Regions from separate parts of the Homo sapiens genome. Here regions 2 and 3 are each linked to region 1. A link is a loop called in an ENCODE intact Hi-C map of the cell type or tissue named here. Cell type or tissue: psoas muscle. All regions are shown on one strand. Each heading gives the region's core, and the rest is flanking DNA. Links, peaks and the distances in the headings are about the cores only.

Evidence for each region. A loop is a pair of places that touch in the nucleus more often than their neighbours do. Peaks named below come from ENCODE experiments on the same cell type or tissue, not always from the same donor. Only the 100,000 strongest peaks of a DNase experiment are listed, where the experiment ranks them.
Region 2: it touches region 1 in a loop (7-fold over the local background); 104 of 110 quality-filtered maps call a loop at or near these places.
Region 3: it touches region 1 in a loop (2.3-fold over the local background); 3 of 110 quality-filtered maps call a loop at or near these places.

The regions. Positions count from the first base shown.
Region 1 is chr9:93,156,628-93,162,351 of GRCh38, reverse strand. No RefSeq gene overlaps it. Among named protein-coding and RNA genes, the nearest start is that of WNK2, 25 kb to the left of the region's middle. RefSeq lists a silencer at 2,110-2,239 and enhancers at 5,389-5,448, 5,489-5,538. In psoas muscle, for the core only: a CTCF peak has its summit at 2,244 (motif pointing left); a DNase peak (open chromatin) is centred at 2,191; H3K4me3 peaks cover 601 bases.
Region 2 is chr9:93,301,839-93,307,562 of GRCh38, reverse strand. WNK2 (WNK lysine deficient protein kinase 2) reads right to left here. Exons shown (of 30, transcript NM_006648.4): 27 at 742-786. Among named protein-coding and RNA genes, the nearest start is that of WNK2, 120 kb to the right of the region's middle. RefSeq lists enhancers at 290-1,194, 5,450-5,724. In psoas muscle, for the core only: CTCF peaks have their summits at 2,493 (motif pointing right) and 4,697 (motif pointing right); DNase peaks (open chromatin) are centred at 1,812, 2,502 and 4,712; H3K4me3 peaks cover 427 bases; H3K27ac peaks cover 1,648 bases.
Region 3 is chr9:93,243,011-93,248,734 of GRCh38, reverse strand. WNK2 (WNK lysine deficient protein kinase 2) reads right to left here. Exons shown (of 30, transcript NM_006648.4): 8 at 901-1,192. Among named protein-coding and RNA genes, the nearest start is that of WNK2, 62 kb to the right of the region's middle. RefSeq lists an enhancer at 3,489-3,988. In psoas muscle, for the core only: no CTCF peak of the experiment used is centred there; a DNase peak (open chromatin) is centred at 2,906.

The sequences.
Region 1 (5,724 bases), core at 554-4,553:
GTTCTGGAAATTGGGCAGAAATGCGTAACAACATCCTGGAGGTTGCCAAGAGGCCAGCATTGCAGGGAAATGCCCAACCATCCGCTACAAAATTCTCAAGCTGAACAGCACAGTTTACCGAGATATAATTCACATAGCATAAGTTTCATCCTTTTAAAGTATATAATTCAGTGTGATTTAGTATACTCACAAAGTTGTGCGACCATCACCACTAAGTCCATAAGATTTTCATCACCTCTAAAAACCCTGTACTCATTAGCAGTCACTTCCCATCATCCCCTCACCAGCCCCTGGCAACCACTAATCTACTGCCTGTCTATAGACTTGCCAATTTGGCACATCTCATATAAATGGAATCATACAGTATGTGGCCTTCAGTGTCTGGCTTCTTTCGTCTGAGCTGCTTCCAAGTCATCTGTGTTTAGCCTGCATCAGCACTTCATTGCTTCTTGTAGCTGAATAATATTCCACTGAATGGATAAATCACATTTTGTTCATCCATTCACCAGCTGGTAGACATTTCAGTTGTCTCCACTTTTTGGTGATTGCGAACAGTGCTGCAATAAACACTCATCTACTGTGTTTTTGTACATGTCTAAGTGGAATTACTGGGTCAAAAGGTAATTCTTTTTTTTTTTTTGAGATGGAATCTCACTCTGTCACCCAGGCTGGAGTGTGCAGTGGCATGATCTCGGCTCACTGCAACCTCCACCTCCCGGGTTCAAGCGATTCTCCTGCCTCAGCCTCCCGGGTAGCTGGGATTACAGGCGTGCACCACCACCACACCTGGCTAATTTTTGTATTTTTAGTAGAGACGGGTTTCACCATGTTGCCTAGGCTGGTCTCGAACTCCTGACCTCAGGTGATCCACCTACCTCGGCCTCCCAAAGTGCTGAGATTATAGGTGTGAGCCACCGTGCCCAGCCGTCAAAAGATCATTCTATGTTTAACCTTTTGAGAAACCTCCAAAATGGTTTTCCACTGTGGCAGCACCATTTTACATTCCCACCAGCAATGTGTGAGGTTCCAGCTTCTGCAGGTCCTCGCCAACACTTGCCCTCTGCCTGTTGGTTTTGGTTTTAATGCCGGCACACTGGAGGATGTCACCTGCCCTATGCCTGTTTTTTTGTTTTGTTTTGTTTTAGACAGAGTCTCGCTCTGTTGTCCAGGCTGCAGTACAGTGTCACAATCTCAGCTCACTGCAACCTCCGCCTCCCAGGTTCAAGCGATTCTCCCGCCTCAGCCTCCTGAGTAGCTGGGACTACAGGCACCTGCCACCACACTCGGCTAATTTTTGTATTCTTAATAGAGACGGGGTTTCACCATATTGGCCAGGTTGGTATTGAACTCCTGACCTTGTGATCTGCCGACCTTGTGATCTGCCCGCCTTGGCCTCCCAAAGTGCTGGGATTACAGGCATGAGCCAACGCACCCGGCCTGCCTGTTGGTTTTAATGTCGGCATACTGGAGGGTGTGGGCAGTATTGTGCTGTGGCTTTGGTATGCTTTTCTTAGGTGACTGATGATGTCAAGCAGCTTCCTCATATTCGTTCTCCATTTGTATCTCTCCTTTGGAGAAATGTCTATTCAGATTATTTGCCCAGTTGTGAGTTGGGTTGTTTGTCTTTCTGTTGTTGAGTTTTAAGAGTTCTTTATGGGCTGGACACAGTGGTTTACGCCTGTTATCCCAGCACTCTGGGAGGCCGAGGCGGGTGGATCACCTGAGGTCAGAAGTTCGAGACCAGCCTGGCCAACATGGTGAAACCCCGTCTCCAATAAAAATATGAAAAAAATTGGCCAGGCATGGTGGCGGGCGCCTGTAATCCCAGCTACTCGTGAGGCTGGGGCAGGAGAATCGCTTGAACTCAGGAGACAGAGGTTGCAGTGAGGCGAGATCGCGCCACTGCAATCCAGCCTGGGCAACAGGAGCGAAACTCCGTCTCAAAAAAAAAAAAGAGTTCTTTATATTCTGGATACTGGTCACCTATCAGATATAAGATCCTTGCAAATATTTTTTCCCATTCTGTGGGTTGTCTTCTCAAAAGTTTTTAATTTTGATGAAATCCAGTTGATCTATTTTTTTTTCTTTGGCTGCTTGTGCCATCAATCTTTTGGCCAGACCGCCACACTCTGGCCGAGGCCCTGCCCCTCCCCTCTGGGCCCCTGGTCACCTCCTTTCCCCTCCCACACCAGGCCTGCTCTCAGAGCCCAGGTGCGCTGCGGCCCCTGCTGGCGGCTGTAGGCATCGCCAACCCTGTCGTCCCAGTCCTGGGACGCGCCTGCTGCCCTCCCTCCCTGTCCGCGCGGGCTGGTTATCAAGGCTGACTGGCTTAATGAGGGGCTCTGAGAACATGGGAGTTAGAAATGATAAACTTGACAGACCAGCATCTGTGCTCAAGGCTACTGTCATTTTCCCAGGAAGGGAAGGAAAGGAAAACATTTCCCCTTCCCTGGTCCAGGTCCAGCACTAGACCACAGCCATTCCTCATTTCATGCTACCCCCACCCTGTGAGGTCAAGATTCTCATCCCCATTCAACAGAAAAAACCAAGGCTCAGGGAAATGTAGTGAGTGCTCAAAGTTCTAGGGTTACTAAACTCTAGAACAGGGACTGACTGACTGACTCACTCATTCATTCAACAAACATTTGTGAGGATGTGCCTCATACAGACCCCCTGCTGAGCCCAGGCACGTGGCAATAAAGAGAAACAGAGACCATGTTCTGGCGAGCTCACAGTCTTGGGAGACAGACAGCAAATAAGAGCCATAGGGGAAGTTCGGCGCGGTCGCTCACGCCTGTAATCCCAGCACTTTGGGAGGCTGAGACGGGTGGATCACTTGAGGTCAGGAGTTCGAGACTAGCCTGGGCAACAGGGTGAAACCCCATCTCTACTAAAAATACAAAAATTAGCCAGGTGTAGTAGTGCATGCCTCTAATCCCAGCTGCTTGGGAAGCTGAAGCAGGAGAATCGCTTGAACCCGGGAGGTGGAGGTTGCAGTGAGCCGAGATGGCGCCACTGTACTCTAGCCTGGGTCACAGAGTGAGACCCAGAGGTCACAGAGTGAGACCTATCTCAAATAAAATAAAATAGCCATAGGGAAGTCCAGGCAGGACCCCCAGGAGCCAGGAGCCAGGTTCTGGAGTTTAGAGTCGGGGATCTGTTGGGGGAGTATGGGAGAAGGAATGTCACTCTCCTGGAGCCCACAGCCCCATGCTGACGTCTGACTGTAAGGACTGGAAGCTTCGTGGTCCTGCTCCTGCTGCAAGCAGAACCTATTGCCCAAGATGCCCCCCGACCCTCCAGGGGCCTGCCTAGTGGTTCTGTTACCAAACAGAAGAGTCACAGACAGAAGCAAAGTGCGGGACTGAGAGAAGGCCCCTACCCTTGTCCATCCGTGTGGATAGACAGCCTATGTTTGTGTTTGCTTCACACATCTACAAAAAGACATTCTGGAAGGAAACAGAAGACCTAAATACATAAATAACCATGGCTGCCTGGGTGGGGCAGTGGGGACAGGCATGGCTGGGAGGCCTTTTGAAAATGTAAACAGTTAAACATCAGTATTCAAAATTTAAAAATAGAAAGCGGCCAGGTGTGGTGGCTCACACCTGTAATCCCAGCACTTTGGGAGGCCAAGGAGGGCAGATCACCTGAGATCAGCAGTTCGAGAGCAGCCTGGACAACATGGTGAAACCCCATCTCTACTACAAATACAAAAATTAGCCAGGCATGGTGGTGCACACCTGTAGTCCCAGCTACTCGGGAGGCTGAGGCAGAAGAATTGCTTGAACCCGGGAGTCAGAGGCTGCCGTGAGCCAAGATCACGCCACTGAACTCCAGCCTGGGTGACAGAGCAAAACTCTGTCTCGAAAAAAATAAATAAATAAATAGGAATGATGAAAATGTTCTAAAATTGTGGTGATAGATGTACCACTCTGTGAATATACTAGAAAGTACTGAATCATACACTTTAAACGGGTGCATTGTATGGTATGTGAATTATATCTTACTAAAGCTGTTTAAAAAGGAAGTGGGGGCCAGCTGCAGTGGCTCACGCTTGTAATCCCAGCACTTTGGGAGGCCGAGGCAGGTGGATCACTTGAGCCAGGAGTTTGAGACCAGCCTGGCCAACATGGGGAAACCCCGTATCTACTAAACATACAAAAATTAGCCAGGCGTGGTGATGTGTGCCTATAGTCCCAGCTACTTGGGAGGCTGAAGTAGGAGGATCCCTTGAGCCCAGGAGGTTGAGGCTGCAGTAAGCCATGATCACACCACTGCACTCCAGCCTGGGTGGAAAAAGTGAGACCCTGTCTCAAAAAATATAAATAAATAAATAAATAGGAAGGGGAAGGCCGGGCATGGTGGCTCACACCTGTGATCCCAGCACTTTGGGAGGCCAAGAGGGGGCGGATCACCTGGGGGCGGATCACCTGAGGTCAGGAGTTCGAGACCAGCCTGACCAACATGGTGAAACCCAGTCTGTACTAAAAATACAAAATTAGCCAGGCGTGGTGGCGGGCGCCTGTAGTCCCAGCTACTCAGGAGGCTGAGGCACGAGAATCTGTTGAACCCAGGAGGTGGAGATTGCAGTGAGCTGAGATCCTGCCACTGCACTATACCCTGGGCAGCAAAGTGAAACTCCATCTCAAAAAATAAAATAAAATAAAAATAAATAAATAAACGAATAGAAAGGGGAAAACTAACAGTGCTGAAAGTTGTTCACTGAAATGTGAGAGTGGTGCAGATGGGGGCCAGGGAGACCTACAGATAGATGTATCAGCCTGATTTCGCACAACCCGGGGATGGTCAGCAGGCATCAGAGCCCCCAGCAGGCTTGCTAAAATATAGACTCCTGGCCTCACCCTCAGACCTTCTAAATCAGTGGGGTGGAAGAGGCCAGGGCCTGAGAATCTGCATTTCCAACACGTTTCCAAGGATGCTGGCACTGTGGTCCTGGGATCCTCTTTGAGGGCTGCTGGCCTAGATGGCCTTTGGTAGCACTGGGCACCTTGGGGATAGGAGAGGGAAGGAAAGGTTAACCATACACCATTTTGAATTTCATACTGTGTGATTAGTCTATAACAAAAATATATAAATAAGGTTTAAACGTTTAAATATTACTAGAACTTATAGAAATTAGGTGTGTGTAGCTGAGATGGCTAAGTGTCCTCCGCTATTCATTCTCTTTTTCTTCCTTAGGCATAGAAACCCTGAACTTTAGTTGAGAACATGGTTGCCTGGAGTAGAAACTACATCTCCCAGCTTCCGTTGTAGCTAGGTATGGCCACTTGGTGAAGTTCTGGCCACGACACATGAGTGAAAGTGTCCAGAAAGCTCTGAGAAGTGTCTTGGAGGGTCAGAGCGCACCTTTCTTCCTCCCTTCCTCCTTCCTGCTGGCTGGGATGCAAGCTTGATGACTGGAACTCAAGCAGCTATCTTAGGTCATGAGGTGGAGGCTACACGTGGAGAAAGCCAGGGCAGGAAGCTGGGAGGAAATGGGTGTCTGAGAATGTGGAGCTGCCACCGCAGCCATGTACAGCATGCCTCCAGACATCATTTGTGTAGTAAAGAAATGACTGTCTTGTTTAAGCAACTGGTACTTTGCCGTTTGTGTCACTCATAGCGACACTTAGCCCTGAGTGACAAAGCATATAGAGCCCCTGGCGCAGGGCCTGGCTCACGGCAGGTGCTCCAGCTGAGCATCCCCCAGTAACCCCGTAC
Region 2 (5,724 bases), core at 927-4,926, 140 kb before region 1:
GCTGCTTCATTCAAAGTGTTTTTTAAGGGACTAAAATGAGACTTTAAAAATTTTAAATCATACCCTTTCCAGGCAACACATGTAATTTCTCGTTGGCAATTTTGAATAAGCCAATTCAAAAATTTTCTGCATAGAGAAACAATCTAATGACCATCTCTTCAAACAAGCTGTCCCAAAATGTAGTGGACTTTAGTGGCTAGCAATGAAAAAGCACAGACACAGACAATTAAAAATTAGTGATGAGATTTGACACACATGGAGCTATTCCTACATGAAAAGTTCAGCCAGAAAAGAAAAAAAATATTTTTTCGAGAGAGAGAGATGAGAGAGAGAGAGAGGTGAGTGGCCCAAGGAGACTAATACCCACTCAGTCCTGGCATCTCTCCTCGTGGGGAGGCACTCATCTTTAGGACTTCAAGGAAATACTCATTCCTACGGTTTTGGAAAAGGAGCCAATTAATGATCGGCAATTTGCGGGTGTTCCGGGGAAGGATAAGCCCGTTAGATGTGAACTGGCGAGACCGCACAAACTCTAGGCGCCACGAGACACACGGGGGAGCCGAGGACAGCGATCCCGCCAGGCAGAAGCGAAGCAGTGCCCGGCCGAGAGGCATGGAGCAGGCGCGGGGCAGGCACAGGGCAGGCCCACGCCCGCCCGGCCGCGGGAACCCTGATGTGCGCTAGCCACGAGAAAGCCCATGCGATGAGAGAGGACAAAGGGGAAAAAACCCGGATAATTACTACTGCTGTGTTCTTTGCCTAGGCAGAGACGCTTCAGGGCAGACCCTGCAAGGGAAAAAGAAACGACACAAGACCACAGGGTTAGGCAGAACAGCACACACTGGGACACGCTACCACACTAAGCAAAAGTCGTCAGTGTGCAGGGAGGGGCAGACACAGGCAGCAGTTCAGAGAGAGGGCCGACCCGGCCGGGGGAAACGGGGCAGCCCCTGGAGAGAGGGTGCAGGCTCCCACGAGCTTCGCCGAGGGGGCAGAGGTGCCAGGGCCAAGCCCCTAAGCTTCAGGGAGAAGTGTTTGTCTCTAGAAGCATATTCTAAGAAAAGTAAAAGAGAAAGAAAAAAGAAAAGAAAAAAGAAAAAAGCAAAGCACACCGCTTGGCTTTCAAACATCAGGCTTCTGGGAGCCCCACTGATGGAGGCAGGACACCCTGCTGAGTCGGCCACGGGAGCTCTGGAATGGAGCTGGGCACAGCTGGGCTTGGCCGCCGAAGCCCATCGGAGGTTTTCCAAGTGCAAAAAGATACATTGTTTTGCAGGTTGGAGGCCAAGTCTGGATCTCAGATGGCTGCCTCAGATGAGGTCAGCGGCAAGTGTTGAGTAGGGGACTCGAGGGTTTCTATCTAGGGGCTGACCTCAATGTCTGGGGACACTACCGCCTCATTAACAAGTCAGTATCCACAAGGGGTAGGGCAAGGCCTCAGCCTGGAACATTTCTGGCCTCCTTCTAACTGGGACCACCACTAAACCGACTGGTCCCAACTACCCAGAGGGCACCTGGTATACACTGAATGCAATGTCCTAGCCAGTCAGTGCCCAGCCTGGTGGGGACAAGGTCCCCAGGGCAGGCTGGGCCGGAAGGCACGGCCATCCCTGCTTATCCTATAGGCAGGCAGAGCTGGGACGGGCAAGCACAGGCTCAGACTTCCCCAAGGTCACTCGGCAAAGCCTCACTAGCACAGAGGCTCTGTCTACACTCCAGCCCACGGCCCCTTGCCAGGAGCACACTCCCTCCGCAGCAGGAACACGCTCCTCAGCGCTGTTCCCGGGAGACCTAAAAAGGAGCGACTCTGATCTTGCAGGGACTCAGAAAACCTGGCAACGTCTGCCTTCCTTCTCCAGAAGGGCTCATGCCTCCTGCCTCGGGGGACAGCGGGCAACTTGTCGTCCAGCTCCTTGGCCCAAGCTCGGCCTGAGTTGTGCATCCTGGACTTGGAAACCTAGCTCAACTATTTTTAGTCCATTCTGTCTGTTCCTGAGCTAGTGTGGGGAAAGGTGAGGTGGTGTTCTGTTGCAGACTTTACTGTTCTAATAAAAAGGAGGGAGCCCAGCGGGAGGGATCCAGACCAGTGGGCTCTGGGTGAGCAGCTCCGAAGGGCTGTTCCCTGGCTGCTCTGTTCTGAGATGAAACCCTGCCAGGAACACAGAGCTGATATCCCCTCAATGGCTCACTCAAGTTTACAGGGGAGGTATGGCTGGTTTTCTGTAGTGCAGGAGGGGCCCCTGAAGTCTGTGATGCAGGCTAGGCTAGGATCCAATATGTAGGGGCACTGGGTGAGCACCAATTTCCCTGGCAGGCTTTGTCGGGGGCTGTGGCCCATGGTCCCATGTAGACAGTCCTAAGCCAGGTGCTTCAAAAAGCTGCTCTGTGTCTATCTGGCAGCTCTTGGTGTGGCTGGAACTCTACATTCAGTGCTAATTCCTGGCTGTTGCCATGCTGGGAAGAACACCATCAAACAGGCCGGCTGCCGGCTGGGAACCACCAGAGGGAGCCTGGACCTGCGATCAGAGCTGGGACTCACTCACTGTCCTGGGAACCTGGGGTCTGGAGTGTCTGGAGGACACGGCACCTGCTCAGAGCCAGGGAGCAACCCTGGCCCACGGAGGCCTCCACGGGCCCTTCCTAAACTTGGGCCCCTCCTAAACTTGGGCCCCAGTGACCAGTGTGCAGACGGCTCCTAGACCTCCAGACAAACTGATGGGTGCCAGTCTTTCAAGGCCATGCTGTCGGACGCCACTCACTGCAGACAACTGGGCTGGGGCAGAGACCTCCCCACACTCTGGACAGCCCTGCCCGTCCTTAGGTGGCTCCTTAGTCCACCTCTCCAGAGCCTCGGCCTCGATTGGGCCCTGCCCCTCACTTGCCCACCATGCAGATGGCACCCAAAGACAGCCCCCACCTGGCCCCCTGCCACTCGCTCTGTGCCAGGAAAAGCACCCCCACCTCCTGTCCATAAGGCAGCAACGGGAGAACAAAGGAAACTTTCAGGAGGCTGCCAATTGACGCCAGGCCCACCTCGGTCTCCCTGTGGGGCTTCCATCCCCAGCCAGGCCCAGGAAGAGGCGGCGCCAAGGCCCTGGACTGCTCAGTGGTGCTGGGGCGGGGGCTTGGCAGCCTCATCCCAGCTGTTGGGGGATCCGCTGCTTTCTTCCCAGAATGTAAAAGTGGCAGCACACAGGACGACAGGAGGGCCGGCTCTTGGACTTGGCATCTCCTGCTTTTGTGCAGCCGACATCAGCTGAAGCCCCCCAGGCGCAAGTGGAGGCTCCCTCCCCACTCCAGCCATGGCACAAAAACAGCCTGCTCTTGGGTCAACGGCCCTGCCCTCTGGGTAGCCCGAGCACCTGCCCCATCCAGACCCTCAGCCTGTGGCCAAGAAGACATCTCAACCAAGAAGGATTCAAACTGAGGGTGTGTGCCTGGGACAGGGGGACTAAAAAGTGGTCAGCCCCTGAGCAATCCCCACATTCGCTTTTCACCTCACAGGGCTCAATACTGCCCAGGAGCCCACGGGACAGCTGGGGCAGCCCACCTCCCATCATGGGTGCCCTGGCGGCTTCACCTCAGTCCCCCACAACTTCCCGCGCACCCTCAGGTGGGTCAGCCCCCGCCATGGTCAGCACTGGCTCCCTTTTCTGGCACAGGAGAAAAATGGGCATCCAGGGACAAAACCCCTTTTAAGGTGTCTACGTATTGAACAACCATGTTCTTGAGCCAAAAACTGTCCACAAAGCATGCATTGGGAAGCAGGATCTGCCTTGGCTCTGCCCAGGGAGACCTGGGGCTGTTTTCATGTTGCCTTGAGCTAAATGACCCCACATTGCACTAGGCCCCATTGCACACAGGCCTGCTCCACAGACAGCCCACAGTGGTACGCAGCACTGACCACCCTGGCTGCAGAGGTCAGGGCCTGGTGGGCGCAGTGCAGGGTGGGGGCCCTCCTCTCTGGATGCCCTCCACCCCGAGGCCTCCTGAACACCTGCTGCAAAGAGCCTCGCTGAGCATGCACTCTCTCCCCACCGGGAGGGATGAAAGCATTCCACGGTGGGAGAAGGCCTAGAAGGCATCGTGCAGTGACACCGGAGGGTCCCTGAGCCAAACATGCTGCAGCCAACAGCCAATGTGGAGAAAACCCAAAGAGATACCAGCGTGCAGAGAGAAAGGCCCACAGGGTGCCAGAACATGCCCGGTCAGGTGGGAAGATCCAGAAGGACCCCAGCTTCTGACAAGCAGAACCAACAGAACCACGACCAGAGGTGCCATCTCAGCATCTGCACCTGACCCTCCTCCCTGGCTCCAAGGCCAACATCCCTTAGAATGCACTGGGCCAGGTGTGGTGGCTCCCACCTGTAATCCCAGCACTTTGGGAGGCCAACGTGGGTGGACTGCTTGAGCCCAGGAGGTCTAGACCAGCCTAGGCAACATGGTGAGACCCTGTCTCTACTAAAAATACAAAAAAGTAGCTGGGTGTGGTGGTGCAGACCTGTGGTCCCAGCTACTTGGGAGGCTGAGGTGGGAAGATTGCTTGAGTCAGGGAAGCGGAGGTTGCAGTGAGCTGAGATCTTGCCGCTGCACTCCAGTCTGGGTAACAGAGCCAGACTTTGTCTCAAAAAAAAAAAGGGAGACTGCTCTGGGGCACTGGGTCATGTGAGCTCCCCACAGCAACTGCTGACCACAAGGGGGCATCTGCAAGCTGGGTGAGAAGTCTATGCCAAGGGGCCCAGCTCACAGGGGTTCTAAGCAGGGCCTTGCACTCCCTAGGGGTCTGTCCACCTGCTGCTCCCAGCCTCCACTGCTTTATTCCCTGTCCTGCACCTTGAGTCAGCTCGGGCCTCTGGAGGTGCCTGCTGCACTGCCCTGCTCTATCCCTGGGCACAGCCACCTGGGCACCCGCAGCCCATCCTCTGGCCTGGCCTCAACCCACCCTGCCTGGGGCCGTTTCATCTTCTCTGACCTTCACAGAGGCCAGGATCCTTCTATATTTCAAAATTTAACACATTTTGTTTTCCTGGAACTGTTTCTCTTCCAGGAAGTGGGAGTGCCCCACACCAGGGCAGTGAGCTGAAAGCTCTCCCCAGGCCCTAGGGAGCAAAGGCTGGGCTGGCTGCGCCGGCTGCCCCCCACTAGCCGCACCTTGGCATCCACCCTGCTCCTCCTCTACTTGCAGCGCGACCCCCGACCCCTCGGTGTCTTCCATACACCGACCTCAGCGTCTTCCTAGCCCATCTGCTCACACTACCCCTGCCTGCAACCCTCCCTCCTGGCCTCCAAGCCTGGCGCAATCCCACAGCTTCCGCCCAAGTCCTCAGCCTCTCAGCGCTCACAGGGCTGCGCCCACCCCTGCAGTCTTTCCCCTGGAGGTGCTTGGTCTCCTCACAGACCCCACAGCTCTCCCTTCTCTTTTGGGCTGCCCTGGGGGTTTACCCATGAGCAGCAGATGTGCCAGTGGATGGCTCAACAAGAAGTCCAGCCTCCACAGCCCAGGGGCACAGAGGCAGGAGGGGCCAGTCCCAGCCACATCCCAGGAGAGTGGCAGAGACTTCGGAGGCCTGGAGCTGATCCAGACAGGGCTTGAGAGGCGCCCAGGGCAGAGGCCCACCTGGGCTCTCCCCGGCCAGCAACTTCAGAGTGTGGGGGAACTGGGGGAGACATTATGGCCCAAAAAGACTAAGACTAAGACTTGCCTGATGGGGGCTAAGCCGTGAA
Region 3 (5,724 bases), core at 927-4,926, 86 kb before region 1:
TAGGTTTTCCCTAAATGGTCTTAGATGAAACCTGATCCAAAGTGATTCCTGCCAATTCATCAGTAACACCCTACTGAAAATGTACAAAAGGTCCCAAAGGTTCTGCCTTAGAAGGGAGATACTACGGGGGATGGGAGGTCCCCACGGCAACACCACAAGCCAAGCCAGCAAGCAGCACACTCTGTTCCTAGGACAGATGTCCCACCAAGCAGCCACTGCCACCACCTCACCTGGCCTTCACATTCCCCCCAAGGGGCCAGAACTGTCATTCTCAGACAGGTTAAGGAACCTGCCCTAAATCCACAGATCCATAGCACAGAGTGGGACTGAACTGGCTCCACCAGACCCTGCTGGCTCACGGCCCATTTGTCCCCATCTGTCCTGAGAACATGAACTTCATTGAGCCTTAATCTCCTGGTTACAGATCACCGGGAAATGCTGAGAAAGCCCCAATCCCTTCACTGAAACAAGGCTCACCCATACCTAGGGTCCACACCCTGCATGGTGGGCTGGGGGGACAGGGCCCAGGCTGGTCACAGAATCAGGCCCTGCACATCCCAGTGCTTGGGTCTGCTGGCCCCACCACCCTGGAAGTTGCTCTCTTATGAAGTTCCCGACATGCCCTGGCACCAAAGGTGCTGGCAGAAGGCGAGCCTGTCACGGGGCATAGGTGCCCAGCCAGGACTCCCGGAAACTACCTACAGCTAAAGCAATCACCCACGCTACGTGAGGACAGCTCAGAGCTACACGATGTCTCCTCCGAGGGGATGCCATGCGGACCCCCTTCCTCACAAAGCATTCCAATAAAGGGAGAGGACTTCATTTTTCTTTGCCCAATAGCTGGTTTTTGCAGGGTAGGTGGGAGGGGTGCCCATGGCCATCCCACCCCTGAGCACTCACAGGCCAGGGAGGTGGCGCTGGTCGGCAACGTAGGTGGCAGGAGGTGCTGGTCGGCCTCCGGCTCCTCGGGCTCTGGTGGCCCGGGCTGCCCAGCCTGTGCATGGTAGGTCACCTGGACCTGCAGGGGCACCGGCGGACCCCTGGCCTTGTCCGGGCTGCCCACATCCTGCTGCTCCTTGGGCTGCAGCGCGGGCCAGATCCTCTCCCGCCGCCACTGGATCAAGGCCACGCGGTCACGGATGGACTTGGCCACGATCTTGACGTCACTCTCGTGGAAGAATCCAGACTCAATCTGTAAAGGCAGTCATGTTGTCAGCATCGCTGGGGATCAGCCCTCACCGGCCCACACCCCTTACCTAAAGTGCTTTCCCATCACTGGCTCATCCACGCAGGACACGCTCGCCATCCCACTGCCACTGAATGTAAAATCCGCGGGGACAGCTCAGAGATGGCATGGCAGGGGTTTGCCAGGCAAGGCAAAGAAAGACCACCACCACGCAGGCCTGACCTGCATCCCGCAGAGTCCACAGCAAGAGCAAAGCAGACCAGCCCCTCAACCGGACCCAAGGGCTCCCTGAGCTCCCAGCGCCCCCGGGGCTGGTGGCAGACGGGAAGGGGCTCCTGATTGTCTCCATACTCAGAAGTGGTGACAAGGAGCTTTGGAGCTAGCATTTTCCTGAAACGTCTCTGAGTCTGGGGCTGCCCAAAGATGGGGAACGGGGCCACACCCGAGTTGCAGATGGAGGAAGGACATGCGTTTTGTAATTAGGGACCAGTAAGGTATGCACTGATGCCTGGCAAATTTTAAAACTGATTTACCAAGCACAGCCTTGAGAGCATTTGTAAGAGAGCCCGAAGGTCTCCAGGAAACATCATGAGCTCGCCAAGAATATTCACGGAATAACTACCTTCTTTCTTCTGATAAAAGAGATCCCTTTTGAAGGGGCTGCTCTTGCTAGGCTGCAGTTGTAGTGACCACAAACACATGAAAACATGGGAGAACAAAGATTCCAGATCCACCCGCACTTCCCCTCCCTTCCTGAGCACCTCAGTCCTAAAGGCTCTAGGTCAGGCTGGACCAGCCAGGCCTCTGCAGTAGGGCGGAGGTGCCCGTGCAAGAGGGCATCCTGGCTTCGGGGCAGTGCCAGGCACAGAGGGAGTCATAGCTATCGGGGAGGGGAGGTGGTGACAGCACCAATGGAGGCTGGCGACCCCACAAAAGTGACCAAACAAGAAAATATATTAGGGATAGTGGACGCCAGGCTCCTCAGGTGTGGAGAGGCAGAAATTTTCAACAGGAACCTTTTTGCTGGGTGGGAATTGGAGCTGTTGGTGTGAAGCGCACAACAGAAGTGAATAAACACAGACAGACTGCACAGGCAGGCTCCCGACACCTTCGCGGTGTAAATGCACAGACACATGCGTACTTGTGAACTGAGTTCACCAGGAGGGCCTGGGAGCAACAACACCCACAGCAAGGAGCATGCAGAGCTCGGCCAGGACAGGAATGCAGCGCGGCTCTAAGAGGCGGCAGCTCAAGGCTGGGCAGGAGAAGGACAGGATGAGCTTGACAGTGAGGACGTGCTCAGAGTGACAGGGACGTGCAAAACGGCACGGGAGCCAGTGCTGAGGGCCTCCCGCTGGCAAATCTGGGGCATTTTGAGCATCAAAATGAACAGTAACACAATGATGGTTTGAAGGACATGTCCACAGACTCTGACATGCATTTTGCATATGGGGGTGGCAGGAGGGGTGAAGTGTCACTGCTGGTATCAGGTGGGGGGCGGCAGGTAGGTGTGGCCTCTCTATCCCCATCTCTCCCTCCGTTTCTCCTCTGTGGCTCCCTCACCCAGTCTCTTTGCCTCCCTTTCCTGTGGATCATCTGCTCTAGGGGAAGCCATGTCACAAATGACCCTATGCAGAGGCCCTCCTGGCAGGGAACTGAGTTCTGAGGCAGGGTCTGAGACTGCAGCCCAGGCCAACACCTGATCCCATCTCACTAGGGCCCTGAGCCAAGGCACCTGATCCCTGACCTCTAAGGCTGGAGCCAGGGCATTTCAAGTGACTCACTAGGCAGCAATGGGACAGTTCATCTGTGGAGCAGGACCCATTGAGTAAAACAGAAAACCATGAGGCCACAGAGAGATAAAGAAATAAGTGAGAAGATTGGTGACAAACAAGATATTTACAGTGTCCAAACATTCTCCATGAGACACGTACAGTTGCAAAAGGTGAGAGGAGCTCAACTTAGAGAAGCCACAGGCGCCGTGCACCAAGCTCAGAGCCAGCATCTGCCTAACTGGCGGGTGAAGCTGTGCACCCCGGGGAAACACATGCAAACTCAGCCCCTTCCATGAGATTCCTGTGGAGATGCAAGACCTGACTGTGACCCACCCACAGAGGGCCACCTGAGCCCGTCCCGAGGGACAGGACATGGAAGTCAGGCGAGGAAAGGGGCCCAGAGGACTTGTGATGGTGTCACTGGGACAACTGGGGACCTGAGTGGCCCGAGGATAGGAGGATGGGCCTGAGGATTGACGGTATTTCCGGATGCAAGAAAGTGCCCTAGTTTCAGGAAGCAGACACGAAAGTATTCAGGGCTTCAGGGGAATCAGGTCAGCCACTTAGTCTCAAATGGTTCGTGGAAAATAAATGGTTCTTTGTAGTGTCCTTGCAATTTTTCAGTAAGTTTGTGATTATTCAAAAGTCTTTGTTTCAAAAGACAATTTTTTTCCACAGAATGATGTTCCCTAACAGAAACAGCCCTGGTCAGTCTCCCCTGATTCAGAAGAGACATAAGTGGGGCGGGGGAGGGGGGACCAGTGAGGTGGGACAGAAGCTTACGGCTCAGTCAGTGGGACCCGTCTACACTCAGGGTTGCCGCTGGCCCCAAACCAGCCCCAAGGCCACTCAGCAGCAGGGCAGCCCAGCTGGGAAGGAGGAGAAACCAGGCACCAGGTTCCCTTCTGGCTCAGAGTCCAGAGCAGACTTTTTTCTAGGGAGCCTCAGAGAACGGGCTCCAACCCTAGGGGGTCTCACAGGGAGGCCGAGGCAGGTGTCCCTGTCACTGGCACCTGGGCGCAGGTATGCACAGCCAGCCAGACCTGCTTGGCCCGGGCCTCTGCTCCTAGTGAGCATGTGGGTGAGGCCATTCCTAAGGCTCCACGTGGCCTCGGGGTCATATCCAGGGCGTGGCCCCACCCTTGCCCACCTCGGCCCAGATACGTGACCAGAGGCTGCCAAGGCCACGTCCTCCTGCTGCCATTACTATTTGCTGCTGGCGCCACAGCCCGCAGCCCATTTTCCCTTGAGACTGTCTTCATCATCACCCCCAGCCTTCCTCTCTAAAGTGTTTCTTCTATTTTTTTTCCCAAACAGGAAAACATTTAGCCATGGTGAGTGCCACACAGGCGCATTGCATTATCAGGAGAGTATGAAGGTGGAGGGGAGGGCTGGCTGGGAATCCCCTTGGGGGTCGACTCCCAGAGTCCCTTCCAGATTGAAGCTGGCCCAGGCCCCACAGAGCCCGCTATTTCATCTCTGTCTCTCTCTGGGGAGCTCCATCTGGCCTCTTCCATCTGCCGAGTGGAACTTGCTGAGAGGTGACTTCAGGGGAAGGAGAGCTCTGCCACATCTGCATTCTCTCCCACCCTCGGGGTCCTTCCAGAAAGAGGTCTCATCTGGATTCCAGAACACCTCTAAGACCTAACATCTGCTAATCTCAGGGACTTTTGTTTGTTTGAGACAGGGTCTCGCTCTGCCACCCAGGCTGGAAATCATGCAGCAGGATACAGCTCACAGCAAAGGCCTCCTAAGCTCAAGCAATCCTCCTGCCTTGGCCTCCCAAAGTGCTGGGATGACAGGCATGAGTGACTGCACCCGGCCTAATCTCAGATTTTAGGAAGAAGAGCAGCCTCAGAGCCAGGTGCTAGTGTCTCTCTAGCCTCAGCAGATGCACCAACATCAAGCTGTTTTCATTGCATCACGGCGAAGCCCCTCCAGTCTAGGGTCCATGGCAGGGCTGTTGTCAGGACCCCAGGGAGGCCAGTGACGGACTCTGGTGTCTGAAGCGGGTGGGAAGGAGGAGTGTGAGGTTAGAACCTGGAAAGGCCCCATAGGGACCCAGCGTCAACCTGCCGGGGCACACAAGCTGTTCCCGGGGAGTGAGCCCCAAGGTAGGAGTATGTTGCTTCCAGCTGCTGCCAGGCGGCTCTTGAGGTCCTGCCTTCCCTGTTCTTAGCAGAGTGGGGCGGGTGCTGTTTATTGTTGTGCTTTAGCTGAGCACAGGTCATGTCCCTTCTTCTTGGATGCTCTATTTCACGGGTGATGTGTCTCACAATGAAAAAAATGCAAAAGATGCAGAAGCGGGGGTGAAGGTGCTCGGGCCAAGGGGCCTCTGCTGTGAACTGATGCAGGAACACAGCCGCAGAGTTCAGCCAACTGCCAGGGACGGGGACTTGTGTGGTGATGGGCACAGGAGGCTGTAGGTTGAAGGGACAGCTGCATCCACAATGACCCTGCAGGAGGGCGGGGGCAGGGAGGCCAAGTCTCCGTGTGGATGAAAAGCAGGGAGGAGTCGCAGTCTTGGGAGGCTCCTCCAACTTGCCTGTCTTCGGAGCAGCTAGAAAGGCCCAGGGCAGGTTCTGGGCTTTGCCACCTTAGGACAGAACCCAAGACAGGCAAGGAGCCCACGAGGTCTGGTGGAGGCAGCAACACTGCTCTTGTAGAATCCTGGGGCCCTCCCCAGGCTGCACCACCCATGTTGGAATCAGTGCTGAGAGGGCTCTGATGTCCCCTCTGCCGCTCAGCCGTCGCTGTAGCACT